2 separate regions of the Mus musculus genome follow, and region 1 is linked to region 2. The links are chromatin contacts, found by Hi-C or POLR2A ChIA-PET in ENCODE. All regions are on one chromosome and are shown on one strand. Each heading gives the region's core, a stretch centred on a gene start or an enhancer-like site at or near the end of the contact. The rest is flanking DNA. Distances are from core to core; before and after follow the strand shown.

What was found. A loop is a pair of places that touch in the nucleus more often than their neighbours do. ChIA-PET counts read pairs that join two places held with the same protein, here RNA polymerase II (POLR2A).
Region 1: a loop to region 2 is called in a map of gastrocnemius, with 3 times the contacts of the local background. The contact joins the promoter of 4932435O22Rik here to the promoter of 1700092K14Rik in region 2. A Hi-C loop is called at or near these places in 1 of 37 maps with a recorded cell type or tissue (gastrocnemius). POLR2A ChIA-PET finds 5 or more read pairs at or near these places in 1 of 5 experiments (embryonic stem cell).

The regions. Positions count from the first base shown.
Region 1 is chr11:114,447,260-114,450,393 of GRCm38, reverse strand. It overlaps 4932435O22Rik (RIKEN cDNA 4932435O22 gene), which reads left to right and starts at 1,534. Exons shown (of 3, transcript NR_027643.2): 1 at 1,534-1,722.
Region 2 is chr11:114,196,704-114,199,532 of GRCm38, reverse strand. It overlaps 1700092K14Rik (RIKEN cDNA 1700092K14 gene), which reads right to left and starts at 1,275. Exons shown (of 3, transcript NR_045930.1): 1 at 1,210-1,275; 2 at 656-807; 3 at 334-510.

The sequences.
Region 1 (3,134 bases), core at 285-2,784, 250 kb before region 2:
CTACCCAGTGACCAGTCAGGAACGAGAACTTTAGTCCCAGAAACACAAGGAAGCCAAACTAGCCAGGGACTTGAATGAGGGGAAAGCAGATTCACCACACGGCATCCAGTAAAAGGCCGATTAGTAAGACGGCTTGATTTTATCTTTCTGAAATCTGGAGCTAAAGTAGACCTGCTATGGAGTCTCTATACGGTGTCTTAGGTCATAGCTGTGCTTTTCAATTTGGAGGTGGCCCAAACTGGCTGGCCTGGGTTGGTTCAGGCTGTATTACAGGATGGCACATTAGTTATGTCTACTCTACTCTTGCATGTTTGCATACCTGGTGTTGTGGTTTGAATATGAATGGTTCCCAAAGGCTCCTATATTCAAGTGCTTGGTTCCCAGTTTGTGAAATTGTTTGGGAAGGATTAAAAGATGTGAACAACCTTGTTGGAAAAGGTTTCAAAAGCCCACACCATTCCCCGATAGCTCTCCCTCTGCCTGGTGCTTGTTTGTCAGACGGAAGTGCTCACCCACTGCTCCTCTGCCATGCCTGCCTGCCTGCTTCTTTTGTGCTCCCTGCCATGGTGACCTTCCCTGTTCATGGTGACCCATGAACCCCCAAATTAATTTTTTTTAAAAAATACATTTCCTTGGCTGTGGTGTTTTGTCATAGCAATAGAAAAGTAATTAAGACATGTGGTCAGTGTCAGAGGTTCAAGGCCACTTCCAGCCTCAAGAACACAGGCAGTCTTCACTGCATCATGGAGCCGCATATACTATTAGCCCAAATGAGCCATGTGGAGTGAGGGGAGAGGCATTACCAAGAGCCAGGACGTCCCATTCTCTGTTAAAGGAAAGATCTGGAAAACAGAGACCTACAATCTACTCTGCATATCCCCCACTGGTGATTTAACAGGACCCCACCCCCACCCCAATCCCGCTGTGTTCTCCCAACACCCATCTTCAACCTGTCACCTACCTGCTTCTTCAGTTTCCACTCCCCTGTGTCTCCCACATTGGAACATCATAAGTTCCGCACAAGTGGAAAGTTGTGTCTAGATCAGATCTGGCACATAACAGGTGGTCAGTGTGCATTCCTTGAATGGTCTAAATCTGATCCCACTACCCACGTCCACATCATGAGTTGTGATTCATTTTGTGTGGGAAAAGCAGCCACTATCCTAGCTCGGGGAGATGGACTGAAAAACCTCATCACGTTGGAAAACAAACCAATTTCCTGCACTGATTTGGAACCTCTGATGAGCCCGAAGAGTTGGAGATGTTCTAAAAATAACTCCCACAAAGCCTCACTGTGACAACACGTTTCTCCCCCTCTGACCTGCCCGATGGAGGGGCCCGGGCCTAATAAATTCAAACAACAGGGCATGCCAATCCCCAGAGACTTCACTCCTGGGGCTAAGATAATAATCCCAGGGTTTTGGCAGGCATTCCTGGATCGCACTCAGCTTCTCTTGCATGAAAGGACAGGCCGCCCCTGCCAAATGGAACCACCTTGGAGAAGCTGGCTGGGCTGCAAGTGCTATCCTCTGCAGTCAGCAACTGGCAAGTTCAACTGGTGTCTGTGGGGCGCCAGGCACAGCCTCTGTTAACCCTTTCACCGCCCGCCCTGAAGAGTGAACACCATTCTGCTCCCCACCGAAGATGGGAAGTGAACTCTCTTTCCTGATATGACAGGGACAGGAGATACCACAAAGCTTCAAGGTCAAGCCCGTGATTCAGGTTGGTACCCTTTCTACCAGGTCAAGTGGGTGGAAGGTTCTAGAACTACTGAAACTGGATTTTTCCAGGGGGTGAATAGGGCAGTGTTGGGACAGTACTGGGGTGTGTGTGTGTGTGTGTGTGTGTCCTGGCTTACCGTGTTCCCCAGTCCCTTCCAGGAGTCCTGGGGTCTGAAGGGAAAGTGGTGGCATCAATGCAGTCGGATGTGTGAGAAGCAGGGACAGACACCATTACAAGTCTTGACTAGAATCACAGCACCATAGACCCAGGAGTCTTCCCACCATTCTTAGCACCACTGCCATGTATTATCTATGATATTAATTATTTATCAGTAGTAGTTATAGCCATCACCACCACAGCTAGATCATTAATATTTACCAACAATTAATAGCATTAATATTTATTAATATTAATCTCCATTAATAAGATGTAGAAATGCTTGTCAATTTATCAATAAATATTAATGGTATAATATTTATTATAATAATGAATAGTTATCACAAATGCTATCCACCAGGCATTAACGAGCCTAGTATAAGGTTTGGGGAGAGGGCTCAGGCTCAGTTCAAATCCTCAACACCCGAATCAAAAGGCTGGTGGTGTGGTGAGCAGCTGCACATTAGCACTGGGGAGGCAGAGACAAGAGGATCCCTAGTGCTGAGAGCCAGCCAAGCTGGCTGAAGTGATGAGCGTCAGGTTCAATGAGAGACCCTGCCTCTAAACATAATATAAGCTGGAGAATGATTGAGAAAGACTCCCAGCATTGGCCTGGCCTTCACAAAACATGCACACATGTGTGTGCAAGAGTGTGTGTGTTTGGACACACACACCACACACATATACACAAGCACGCACTTACGTATGAACATGTACACTTTGTACACACACAGAAGAAAGTCTTAAGACATTATCAATTTTAAAAAATTGTATGTGCCTGTGTGTGTACTCGGACAAATTTATGTGCACTGTGTACATGTGGGTACCCATGGAAGCTAGAGGGCAAGAGATTCCTGCAGCAGGAGTTAGAGATGGTGGTGAACTGCCTGATATGGGTGTTTGAAACCGAGCCTGGGTCCTCCAAGAAAGCAGTAAGCACTCTTAATTGCTGAGCCACCTCTCTAGCACTTCGAAGGGAGAAATGAAAAGGTAAATGCAAAACCTACTATAGGTATTAAAATAATACACTTGACAGAAAAGGAAACTGAGGCACAGCTTAGGTTCCTGGATGAGCATAGCCTTCAATAAGCAATGGAGCTGGGGAGGGCCTGGCTGGCCAGTGCGAGGGCCCAGCCTTACGTTTACTTTCCATAATATCTGAGAAAGCAGATTCCCGGCTTCCACTTGAAATGTTATATTTATTGAGTGCTCTGGCGTCGCTCACTGAGAGCAAGGGGAGGGTTGGGAGGGCATGG
Region 2 (2,829 bases), core at 26-2,525:
AGGAGTCAGTTCTCCTATGTGGCTCCAGGGGATCGAACTCAGGGAGTAAGTCTTGTCTGCAAGCATCTTTACCCACTGAGCCAGCTCTCCAGCCCATCCTCAGGGGATTATGAGAAGGAAGGCAGTTAGCCAGCCCAAGAAATGTGAGAAGAGCTCCTGCAGCTGCCTCACTGAAGCTTGTCTTCATAGGGCTGAGTTACTCTCATATCCCCAGCTCATCAAAAACACCCCAGTGGGGCCCCTGCCATCCTCCCTCCTGCCATCACCCATAAGATCACAGGACGAGATAGGTGGAGGGACCGGCAAAGCAAACCGTCAGGGTCAGGGCGAGCTCCTCAGTAACTTCTTATTTATTGGCCTCCTCCAGTCTCGCGGTTGCTGGTTGTGCTCAATATTTTATTCTTGTTGTACCTGCTCCGAAGCGGAGCTGCGGGCAGTTTTGATAAATGGATTGAAAGGAAGTTTTGTCTGGTTTTGCTGAAGCTTCTGTAAGTGCCTCTGGATCTTGGGCTGAAATGATATTTCCCCAGCTTCCTGCTGTGATCTCGCTCCCGGGCGGCTCTTCTCCTCCCCGCTCTCCCTGGGCACTCTGCCTCCCAACCCCCATGCACGCATGCACATACACGTGCAAGGAGGCACAGATCTGTATACTCACTCAGGACCACTCAAGGTACCAGTGTGGAAGGGAGCAGAGTGTGTGTCCCTATGGACCGGCAAGCCCATACTACAGTCTTGTGCACAGACATGCCCTCGGTGCACACGAAGGCAGACACACATGCTGTCCTCTCTGAGTTCAGCCAGCCCGATCTGCAGGGAAGCCCTTGATGAGCATGGGTAGAGATGAGCAGATCCCAAGAAGGAAGAAGCCTGGAACTCTGATGATCTCTGCTGGAGCCCTGCCCCCAGCTGCTGGATTCCTCCAGCCTTCCTCCTCCGCCTGCCTGCAGGCCTTGGAGGCCCCACTGGGCCAGCTGGAAGCTTTATCCAACCACATCTGAAACAGCTCAGGAGCTGTGCCTGGCCGCCAGCCGTTTCCATAAATAACTTGCTGAGCCTGGCTCCTTGCCCTTCTGGTGATGTCATTGGCGTGGGCCCAGTGATGAAGTCATAGGCTTCCCTTCCCTGAGCCCTCCCTTTGGGTGGAGCGAGACACCCCTTCTTCCCCCTTCACAGAACCATTACTGAGAAATTTCACCTGTCTGTCCTCACCTCTTCCTGTTCCCACCACTCCAGGTATTGGATACAGGCTTTCCACCATCTGGACCAACTAACTGTGATGGTGCCAGACAGCATCTTGTCTCCCCATTGTCAGTTACTGAGCCGCCTCCCAACTTTGCCATCTCCTTGGATATTGTTTCCAGGTAACAACAGACTTTTAAGTTTCAAGGGTGGCAGAGAAAGGTTGGCATCTTGATGATGCTCTACACAAGCTTCTCCAGCTGTGTGACATCAGACAAAATACCTCACCTCTCTGTGCCTCTGTTTTCTCATCTTTAAACTGAAGACAGTAAAGAAAGCTATCCCAGGACTGCCTAAGTCTTCCGTGGGCTCACAGAGCTTGAAGTGTCGATACACTGGACAGGCCCGTCATATGAACCACATTTCCACAAGCGCCTAGTTTTGTATGTTTTCTGCTCTGTGACTGCGGTCTTCTCTGTGGTGTTCATGTCTGGAGCCAGGGAGCCATCTCAGTCTCCTTGACACATTTCTTGCTATGTAGCCAAGGATAACCTGGAACTTCTGACCCTTCCACCTCGAGAATGCTGGAACTGCAGGTGTGAGCAGACGCTGGAAGAACCAGGGGAGGGGGGCACGGTGGGAACTGGTGGGAGCAGCTCTGAGGTGCTCAAGCCCCACCTGCCCTCACCCTCTGGACAGAAGGAAGTGACCTTCCTCCTCAGACAATCTCAAGGAAGTCCGGGATTGTTCTTATTTTCTATAGGAAGAAACTGAGGCAGGCTGGAGAGATGGCTCAGGCAGTGAAGGCTTGCCATGTAAGCAGGAGAACTTTAGTTCAATGCCCAGAACCTACAAAACTACAAAGAACCCAGCTCAGTGTCATGTTCTCTTAATCCCAACACTGGGGAGATGGAGTTAAGTAGAACCCTTCTGGAGGCCCATTGGCCACCCAGCCTAGGCTAACCAGCAAGCCCTGGGCCAAACAGAAGCTGTCTCAAAACCAGGAGCTAGCTTGGCCATTAAAGGCCAAGGTGTCCCTCTGTCCTCTCCCTTCTTCTCTCTTCTCTTACCTCTCCCCCACCTCTCTCTCTCACACACACACACCACACACACACACACACACACACACACACACACGAGAGAGAGAGAGAGAGAGAGAGAGAGAGAGAGGTGGAGGCAGAGAGATCAAACATCTTACTACCAGGACAAACAACAACGGCATCCTAAGACACCCATGGACCTGCCCAGAACCCTTGCCTGATTTCCAGATGTGTGCGCTGGAAGAGTTCACAGGAGACTGTGTCTTTGAACTCGGTGGCAGAGGTGAGCCTTGGCTTCTGTGTCCCATGCGGTGGCCACGGAGCCCCAGGAACTGGGTCAGCGAGATACACACCGGGTTTTGGTGATTTTGTATAGGAAAGGGAATGCAGGAGAGCTTATGAATAATTCCTTGGGATTCATTATGCGTTGAGTTGATAATGTTTTTCGTGTGTTGAGCCAACTAAGGGATGCTATTACCGATGGTTTCACCTGCTTCCTTTTGCTTTTATGAGCTGGTTATCAGAGATTTAAAACCACATGCGTGGATCCTATTAGATTTCTCTTGGGCGCCTCTATTCTGGTGCCTGACTGAGTTCTGAAGAGAGTTCA